Linked DNA regions of Homo sapiens: all the other regions are linked to region 3. Evidence: chromatin contacts called from ENCODE Hi-C or POLR2A ChIA-PET data. All regions are on one chromosome and are shown on one strand. Each heading gives the region's core, a stretch centred on a gene start or an enhancer-like site at or near the end of the contact. The rest is flanking DNA. Distances are from core to core; before and after follow the strand shown. Region 1 has its middle 58 kb from the start of MIR4642. Region 2 has its middle 36 kb from the start of MIR4642. Region 3 overlaps CDC5L (cell division cycle 5 like).

Region 1 (3,024 bases), core at 512-3,011, 63 kb after region 3:
GTCTCAGGTATTCCTTTATAGCAATGCAAATGGACTAAGACAGTAAGTAAAGTGTTTCTCTGCATTCTTTTTTTTTTTTCTTGATGGCAACTGTGTTTCTCTGCATTCTGTGAGCTGTTATAGCAAATTAATTGAACCTAAGGAAGGGGTCATGGAAAGCCGCAATTTATAACTCGCTGGTCAGAAGTGTGGGTGACAGTATACTAATTGTGACTGGTGTCTGAAGTTGGGGCAGTCTTGAAGGGCTGAGCACTCACCCTGTGGGATCTGATGCTACCCCCAGGTAGATGGTGTCAAAAATGAATTGAATTAGAGGACACCTGCTGGCATCCGCTGGAGAATCTGGTGTCAGAGTGTTGTGTTGCATGAGAGTAGTGAGCAGGAGAAACACTTGGGCTTTTTTCCTCCCTGTATCTCCTACTTCCACTGCTGTTGCTCTAGCCTAAGCCCCCACTTTTATTTCTCACCCTCTTTTTTTTTTTTTTTTTTTTGAGATGGTGTTTCACTCTTGTTGCCCAGGCTAGAGTGCAATGAAACAACCTCAGCTCACTGCAACCTCTGCCTCCCTGGTTCAAGTGATTCTCCTGCCTCAGCCTCCCGAGTAGCTGAGATTACAAGCATGTGCCACCATGCCCAGCTAATTTCTGTATTTTTAGTAGAGACAGGGTTCATCCGTGTTGGTCAGGCTGGTCTCGAACTCCCAACCTCAGGTGATCCGCCCGCCTCAGCCTCCCAAAGTGCTGGGGTTACAGGCATGAGCCACCACATCTGGCCTTCTCACCCTCTTAACCACACCCTTCAGTTTGCTTCTACACAGATATGGCAGCCTGCAGGATCCTGACAAAAACCAAGTTAGCCTGTGCCTCTCCTCTGCTCAGAACCCTCCAGAGGCCTCCGTTGCACTCAGGCCCTGCTCCCTCTAGCCTTGTCCCTCTCTGACGTCACTTCCTACTGTCCTCCCCCTTGCTCATTTTATTCTGGGGGCACCTGCCTCATGGTTGCTTCTCTGTGCAGCCTCAGGCCCTGCATTTACAGCACATTTTTGCAGAAACACCCTTCTCTACGTGGCCGCATGGCTCTCACTGTCACCCCTGCACAGTCCTGATGCAGGTGACACCCGAGTGAAGCCCCTCCTCTTGTTCCCACCTGCCTTGCTATATACACTCCTATCACCCTTCCCTTCTTCTCCAAACGATTTTTCTTCATAGCATTTGCCAACCAGTGGCAGCTTGGCAACCTGACCCACTGGTTGGTAAATACTATGAAGAAAAATAGCATTTGATGGCTTCTCGGCCTTTTGGCTAAGATCGAGTGAAAAATAGCGTTTGGAGAAGCAGGGAAGGGTGATAGGGGTGTATTCAAAGTAATTCAAAGTAATGGCAAAAACCGCAATTACTTTTGCACCAACTGAATATTTAGTACTGTCTTCTCGCTAGAATGTTGTCTCCAGGGGGCAGAGACTTTGATCTGTTTTGTTTACAGAAATAACCCTAGAGCCTAGAACAATGCCAGCACCCAGTAGGGGCTCAAATCACACTTGCCCAGTGCGTGAGCCTAACTTTTCTGAGCCTCAGTTTCTTACTGCAAAATGAGAGAAATTACAGTTGCTTTCAAGGGGTTGTGAGGACTAAATAATAAAAGTTATATGAAGCACATGGTGTTGGGCCTGGTACAGAATTGCCCCGAGGAGCTGGGCCCGGAGAGGGTACAACTTCCAGTGCCTCTTTAAATAATGCCTATCCTTTTGAGACAAAGAACATATTTTTGACATTACCTTTAGGAATTCTTGAGTCATAATGGTGATTAACTCAGAGTCTACGATATATGGACTTTGGGTCGTTTTTCTCTAAGGCGTGTCTTTGAACTTGAATTTGTTCCATTAAAGTGGCAACTGCTCACTCACACAGCCAGGGCTGGTCCTGTGGGTTCTTCCTGGTGGTGTATGGGATGGACAATGTCACAACAGTCAGAGACCTTAGGACTTATCTTCTAATAACCCCACAGTGTCCTCTACTGGTAGGAGAACTGTCCAGCTAAGGGAAATGACATGTCTAAAGCTACACAACCGGGTTGGTGGCCGAGTGGGGGCTTACCACATGCCTCTGGACTCTGAGTCTCTGGCTCTTTCTACTCTCCCGATTCCTGAGGGTTAAATAACACCAAGCAGAGGAGAGTCAGGCCCAGGGAGAAATCTCATCCCTCCCTTGTCCCCTCCGATCCTTTCTTGTTTTGTGTCATTTGTTTGTTTGCACGTTCTAGTAGTTACCAAGTGACTTTATATGTCACACACAGTGAAGACACGGGCTCTGTCATGGGCTGTGGCAGACATTACCAGGACTCAAACACATGGCTCATGGAAGACTCACTTCCCACTTGGGAGGGATTTAGGAGAGAAGCATAATCTTGTAGGGGCTAAAGCACTGAGATTTGGGGGTGGCTTTTTCCCACAGAATAAGCCCACGCTGACCAACACACAGCTCGTGTTTCAGAAGGAGGAATGAAGACGTTGACATTGATGCAGCATAGATGAGATGATAGAATAATGAAAAAAAAAAAAAAAAAAAAAACCCACAGCAGAGAGAGTGACCCTCTCCACCTAGCTTGTGGAGAGAGCCACAGGCAGCAATGCTAGGTCAAGTGTGTTTCTCACTTTGGGGCAGTGCTGGGGCCAGGTCGCAGCCCCAGCTTAGTCACCAATCTTCTGTGTGACCCTGAGCAAGTCACTTTCCCTCCCTGAGCCTCGCGTATGAAACGAGAGGGTTAGAGAGGATAGCCTCTGAGGTTCTTCCCAGCTCTAAAATTGTTTCAGGAAAGGAAGGGTGAGTTCATCTTGTGAGCTCTTGGTCTGAACTTCCTTCCTCCTGCCGGGCACTGGACCTTCTCCTGTGAGTCCACCCAGCCTCATTGGTGAGGATTGATTGAGCAGGACACGAAGGGAAAGAAACAGTTGCTGTTCCAGCTTTTGGCTTCCAAAACAGTCGTTGAGAATGCGGGGTTTTGTGGAGAGAAGAAAAGACACTTGAA
Region 2 (3,427 bases), core at 277-2,776, 40 kb after region 3:
AGCCCCGGGGAAAGGCTCAGGTGGCGAGGGCCATTCACCAACCTGTACGTAAGAACTTTGATTTTTTGCCAACTAATACAGCTGGGCACTACACAAACACAGATCCCTTGTCATGGATGTGTAACAAAAGCTGAATAGGCATGATTATAGCAGTTCATGCCTCGTAGTAATGTTCCCAGTGAAATTGAAGAACTCTTTTTTTTTTTTTTTTTGAGATGAACTCTCACTCTGTCGCCCAGGCTGGAGTGCAGTGGCATGATCTCGGCTCACTGCAATCTCCATCTCCTGGGTTCAAGAGATTCTCCTACTTCAGCCTCCTGAGTAGCTGGGATTACAGGCATGCACCACCACGCCTGGCTAATTTTTGTATTTTTTTAGTCGAGACGGGGTGTCTCACCATGTTGGCCAAGCTGGTCTCGAACTCCTGACCTCAAATGATCCACCTGCCTTGGCCTCCGAAAATGAATAACGCTTAACTCAAAGTGGCGTGGGTATGAGCATTGTTACTCTTTATACTCCTTTGTAATAAATTAAAAAAATTCTCAGAGACAATTTGGATCATCCAATGCGTTTTTGAAAGACTAGAGGATATCTTTAAAAAATCAGCATAAACAAAGAAAACTACTAAAATGTCACTTGGCAACAGCAGCATTCTTTAGCAAAATTGCAAGTTACACAAATTTTACCTTCCAAATTCCTCATTCTAGTCCCTGTGCCCTGCCCTGCCCTGCCTGTTGTCATGTCCCAGTGGCTGCTGCTGTTCTCCGTGGTGTAAATGCTGCCACTTGTGAGTTTCCTGTACAAAAAGGTGTGCTGTGACCTCTTCCTCATTCACCTGGTCTTCAGCTGTTTTATTCTTGATTTGGGGCTCAGAATTGTTCCTTCCCTGAAGATGATCAAAGGACATGCACACATCCAAAGTTTTGCTCTGTGATAGCATAGACTTCTTGATTATGATTTTATAAAAACTGCTTTTCAGAAACAAAAGTCAAGATGCCAGATTTATAAAGTCAAGATGCCAGATTTATAGAGGATTAGCAGCTTGTAGCCCCATTTTAAAACGAAGTAAAAATGAAATTCAATTGGCAAATTTATTATTTGCTAAGTTATATCTTTAAATGTAAAATATTCAACTTGATATTAAATAACAAATGAATACATTGCCTCAGTCCAAAAAGGATCAGAGATAATGTCAAATGAGATGATTCAGTGAGCAAAAGATAGCACGAGATATAAAATTACAAAATTACTTCACGCCTCTATCTTCGTGCTCCTTGTAAATGATAGCAAACTCCCTTTTCCCCACCCCATTTTTTCCTTTTACTTATCTAGTCTCCTCCATAGTTTGAACATTTTCAAAACTGTACAGTTCCTGCTTAAAGAAATGAACAGCTGCTGGTAGAATTTCAGGTGCAGACACTCAGTTGGACAGGTCATCGGGGCCGGAGGTCCTTCCCAGGGCTGGTCAGGCTGCTCTAGGTGGACAAGAGCGTGCCTCTGGGAAGTGAGAGGCCTGGTGCTGATAACCTAGTATCAGTGCAGTTGCAGACCGGTGTTGGCGTTGGCCGGGAAGGAGGGCAGCGGCGTGGCTTGAGGTCATGGAGGACGCGCAGGGCAGGCTTGAAGCTGGAGGGACATACTTTGCATACCAATTCCTTTTCTGGATCCTGTTAGTGGTGAAACTCCGAGTGTCCTTGTCACTGATGGCATGGTACAGACCACCTGGTCAGGGGACAGCCCTTGCATTATGTTTCCAGGGGGGTTCAGAAGCCTTAACACTTTCTTTGGAAGATCTCTCTGCCATTGCCCCTGATAGGATAGATCAGCTGCTCTGTGGCTTGCTTTTCCTGACATCTCTCCTTTGGCCTCCTCCACCTGGCACCACCACCTCCTTTCCTCTTCCTGATGGGCTTCTAGAAACCTTCAAAGATTATTCCTCCTGCAGCATTTATATTTTAAAAGGAGACAGTGGAGCAGACACTCTAACTCAAATAGTAAAATGAAAACTATGCTGTAACACGCACCTACTGGGTATCAGGAGCTTGCACAAGTGTTGCTCATTTAATCTTCACTACAACCCTGCAAGGTTTTGCTTCCCTAGTTAACAGATAGGAAAGTGGAGGCCTGGGGGTTTAGGGAGGTACAGTCAAGCAGTCAAGTTCACAGAGCTGGAGGCTTTCTGGTGGGGCTGGACTTGAATACACTTTTGGTAGAGTCTCAGTCCCTAGGCCCCTCCTCATGACATCGCCCCCTCCCCTCCCATCCTGCTTCAGGGCCTGGGCCCAGAGCCCACACGGGAGCCAGGACCCTTGCTCCTTGCCCGTGCCTAGGCTGCCGTGGGTGGCAGAGGAAGGGCTCTCTGGTCCAGACTACCCTTCTGTGACTTGAACAGGAAAAGACAAAGGTCCCATTTTAGAGCTGCAGCCTGTTTCCATGTCTCTAGTTGCTGAACCACCAGGAGGAAAAGCATTTGAGGTATTTCCATGGGAAATGGTAGCCAACAAAAGCGCCGTTGGGTGGTATTCTAGTTAATTGCAGGAAGGCGGGCAGCCCTCCAGGATATTACCTTTCTTAGGCTGGAAAGTGTTTCTTTGAAAAACGTTTTGGTTCAGCCGAGGCCTCCTAAGTTTTTGCAGATTTGCTTGTTCGTAACTATGAAGAGAGTCACCAAGTCGGTCCTTTGGGGGGCGGGGTGGGGGTAAGGTGAAGGCAGCATCGCTGGGAGGAAACTACTCCGATGACAACTTTTTGCTAAATGGTGGCTGGAAAACACTGGATTATATTTCCCCCGGTACAAATTCCTAAAGGGGGCCAATCCCCCGAGGCCGGCCTCCCCCAGACAGAAACAGAATCTGTGACCCTGAATGAAATGTCTCATGCCCCTGTGAAGGGGAGAGGGCAGGAAATGAAGAGAAGTGATCTCTCTTTTTAAACACACTTTTTTTTTTTAAACACTGAAAAGAAAAGCATTTGCAAAGGTGCATGAATCCAAGTGTGTTGCTCCTGACACATCGGTTTTGCATGTGCTTTTGCCTTTTCAGAATGTTTTCACTTCCTGGCAGCCTTGGGAGGTGAGCAAGGCCTCCATCCATCTCTGCACCTGAGAGATGAGGACGCTGAAGTTAAATGGCTTACCCCGCAGGTCATCCCACTGGTAAGACACGGAGCTGGTGCATTCGATCAGTCTGTCGCGGCCACATATTCCTGGGCACCTCTTCTGTGCCCAGCCCAGGGCTGTGAAAAGGACATTGAGGTGGCCGCTGTCTAGCTGTGGATACACATGCCTCATTTAAGTAGAATGGTACAGAGCAGCCCAGCATGAGGTACGGTCCTTCAACTTGAAGCTGACCTGGAGCTCTGTGCAGCCATTGCCGCAAGTGGGTTGGAGTAGGGGGCAGGCTAACTTCTTGAAGGAGGCGTGAACAGC
Region 3 (3,300 bases), core at 591-3,090:
AGGATGTTTATACTTTTGAGGAAACATGGATGCTTGATTTTTAAAAAGCAGTCTGCATTGACTCAAAGGCTTCTTAAGCTATTTTTCCTAGGTATTGTTATCCACCCTTCCAAAAAACAACCAACCACATCTTGGATTTGACTCAAGGCATGAGGGAAAAAATTAGTCTTCTAAAGCTCTCTGGATATGGCAAGTGTTTGTAGTACTTAAACTTATTGAAATTATTATTGTAAACAGGCCCAGGATGTTTTGGTGCAGGAGATGGAAGTGGTTAAACAAGGAATGAGCCATGGAGAGCTCTCAAGTGAAGCTTATAACCAGGTGTGGGAAGAATGCTACAGTCAAGTTTTATATCTTCCTGGGCAGAGCCGCTACACACGGGCCAATCTGGCTAGTAAAAAGGACAGAATTGAATCACTTGAAAAGAGGCTCGAGGTTGGTATCCTTTTAAAATTTTAATTTTAAATGTACTTTGATTGAGATAATGAACTAAATAATGCCACTGGAGACAATGTCAGAAAAACACACCTGAGGTGCTTATTGCCTTTTTAGTTGTTGGAGAAAACTACACTTAAGTGTTGGATCTTCTTGGCCTTGTTCATTGTTTTTTTTTGTTTGTTTTGTTTTTGTTTTTTTTTTAAAGAATTGTTGGCCTTCATGACTAAAGAGTGCCCTGCAAGTTGACCAGAGGTCAATCAGAACCTTTAGATGTGGGAGCAAGGAGCCAAGAAGCCAATACTAGTCACTCAGAACAGGCAGGTCATTGCTAGCATAGCCTGTTTTCTCTGAAGAGGAATCTCAGCAGTAACGAGGAGTTTTCTTTTTATAACAAAGAGAGTACATTTACAAAACTTAAATACAATTCTGTTCATCCTTGGATTACTGTGAGTTTGAGTTAGGGAGGGCAGAGCTGGATTATCTAGTTAGTGGCTTCCATGATTTTTCATGTCTGTGAAAATGTTGAAAACATACTAGATGCAGTTTCAGGACATGTGGTTTCTTAATATAGTTTGCATATTTTGAATTCCAGAATCTGTGTAGGCATTTTGCCAATGGCATGTAAATTGTGGTTCACAGACCACCAGGCTGCCTTGTGCATTCTTTTTTTTTTTTTTTGAGACCTAGTCTCAGTCTGTTGCCAGGCTGCAGTGCAGTGGTGCAATCTTGGCTCACTCCAACCTCTACCTCCTGGTTTCAAGCGATTCTCCTGCCTCAGCCTCCCTAGTAGCTGGGACTACAGGCACGCCCCACCACGCCCAGTTAATTTTTGTATTTTTAGTAGAGACAGAGTTTCACCATGTTGGCCAGGATGGTCTTGATCTCTTGACCTCGTGATCCACCCATCTCAGCCTCCCAAAGTGCTGGGATTACAGGCGTGAGCCACCATGCCCGGCTATGCCTTGTGCATTTTTAATGGTAATCTTTAGGGGCATTTCTAAGGCCAAGGTGGGATGGGAGAGAAGGGGTACTTCAGGCAGTCATATACAGAAAATCGTCTTGGTTTCCTCTTTTATGTGATTACCAGTTTCTCTTTACAAAAAGTGCATTTGAAAATATTTTTATTTAGGGTTAAAGCCAGAAGTAGTAAAATCACTTGGGGTGGTTGGGGCTGTATGGGGCTGAGGAAATGAGCAGGAAAAAGCAGTATCTTTTAATTTGAGTTATTCTGAGTTTTAATTTAACCATTAAGATCACATATATATAGGTAGCTGATGGTTAATGCCTGTGAACCTCTTTTTTTCTCAGTGAGAAATGACTGGTTCTGAAGTAATTCTCATCTTGGGTAAAATCTTAGTTCAGTGCTGCTAATTATTTGTATTACCAACTTCCAGCAGGGTGTGCTGTTGCTCTGTGTTGTGGTTCAGTGTTAAAGCCAGGGAAAATAGAACATCAGTGGTTAAATTGTAAGTTACATTTTTTTGTTGTGTAGGCTTCATTTCTTATAAATGGTAGTTAGCAGTGTAATTGTGATCTAATATCAGCATCATCACTGATTGAAAAGCTATTTGGAAAGCTTCTTTGTATTATTTATATATAAATACTTAGGTTTCTTACTTAGTATGAAAATCTTCTCATTTGAGGTGGGTAAACTCTTTTTGCCGCAAATGGCAAGAACATTTTGTGCTTTTTTAAATGGTAGAAAATTTTTTTCTCCCTAAATCTCATTTACTTTGTTGAGGTACTAACTTTCATGACAGCAAATAAATGTGTCACACAGTGAGTGGTGCCATAAAGTACAGTAATTTTTATTTCTGTGTTGAATTGGTCTTATGAATTTTAAAGGGAAAAATACAGAAAGAGCCACTCCTGTTCTTTTGGAGATTTATTTGGGTCGTTTATGAGCAACCATTAAAAACATGTGGTTCTCTTTGTTCAGTTCAGTACCAGGAACTGAAATCTTCCGTTGAACTATTTTTGTTGAAGGATTGGTGATTTTGGAGAATATTCATAAAGCAGTCTGAAGTCATTTTTCTTTTCTTGACTCTTGGATAACTTACTTTATTGTTTACCCAGCTAGTTACTTTTAAAGAATACTTAATCAAGTCCTTTAATTTGGTAAACTGTGCTTATTTCAAATGAAAGTTCATGAAATCTTTTAAAAAAAGAAAAGCAGCTCAAAGACTTGAATAAACAAACCCCCATTTTATTTGTATCCATCACTAATTCAGAACTAGGTTTCTTTTAGCTTGTTTTAGTTTTTGAAGACACAGTTCTATTGGTTTGAAATACATAAATATTTTATTTCAATTGTGGTAATTCTTTCATTTCAGTTGATTGCTAAATTATAAACATTATTCAAAGTTTGTTGTGGGGAAGGAACTCCAGTTATATTGTATAAACTAAATGCTATACTTAAATTATCCTTTCCACTCTTAGGTTCAGGAGATAAGCCCTTCTCTGTAAGCACTGTATGCCATGGCTGCCAGTGTGTTTGATTTTTGCTGCCATGAACTTTGGAACCGTGAATCTAAATTATGGCCCTATCACTGCCTATCAAGCAAGATGAAGTCCAGCTTTGTCGTGGCTGGTGTCTCCTGAATGGATTAAAAAAAAAAAATGCCCTGAGGTTTATATTGGAGGTAGTCTTTGAGCCATTCATTACTCATGATTAATATTTGAAACTTAGCACTTAAGTGAAAATCCTTAAGATACTCATTTAAAACTAATAGAACCATCTCAGATTTTATGTAGAATGTGGTAGAGGATGTGTGTGTGCAAGGAGTTTGTTAAATAAATAGAATCAGAATGCAGTTACAGGTCAGAAATAAGTGGAAAAGACTTCTGAATTGTAACCAAGTC

The links. A loop is a pair of places that touch in the nucleus more often than their neighbours do. ChIA-PET counts read pairs that join two places held with the same protein, here RNA polymerase II (POLR2A). Pooled maps may share reads with other maps.
Region 1: a loop to region 3 is called in a pooled map, with 2.6 times the contacts of the local background. The contact joins two enhancer-like sites. A Hi-C loop is called at or near these places in 3 of 50 pooled maps. POLR2A ChIA-PET finds 5 or more read pairs at or near these places in 2 of 52 experiments (BJ and H1).
Region 2: a map of PC-3 shows a loop between it and region 3 (10-fold over the local background). The contact joins two enhancer-like sites. A Hi-C loop is called at or near these places in 5 of 168 maps with a recorded cell type or tissue (HCT116, IMR-90, MCF 10A and 2 more) and 9 of 50 pooled maps. POLR2A ChIA-PET finds 5 or more read pairs at or near these places in 4 of 52 experiments (H1, OCI-LY7, PC-3 and 1 more).

The regions. Positions count from the first base shown.
Region 1 is chr6:44,492,395-44,495,418 of GRCh38, forward strand. No RefSeq gene overlaps it. Among named protein-coding and RNA genes, the nearest start is that of MIR4642, 58 kb to the left of the region's middle. Within about 2 kb of position 1,762, at least 2 of the 41 ENCODE cell types and tissues checked have a DNase peak (open chromatin) inside an H3K27ac peak, as active enhancers do.
Region 2 is chr6:44,470,250-44,473,676 of GRCh38, forward strand. No RefSeq gene overlaps it. Among named protein-coding and RNA genes, the nearest start is that of MIR4642, 36 kb to the left of the region's middle. Within about 2 kb of position 1,527, at least 5 of the 41 ENCODE cell types and tissues checked have a DNase peak (open chromatin) inside an H3K27ac peak, as active enhancers do.
Region 3 is chr6:44,429,476-44,432,775 of GRCh38, forward strand. It overlaps CDC5L (cell division cycle 5 like), which reads left to right. Exons shown (of 16, transcript NM_001253.4): 14 at 238-435. Among named protein-coding and RNA genes, the nearest start is that of MIR4642, 4.5 kb to the right of the region's middle. Within about 2 kb of position 1,841, at least 3 of the 41 ENCODE cell types and tissues checked have a DNase peak (open chromatin) inside an H3K27ac peak, as active enhancers do.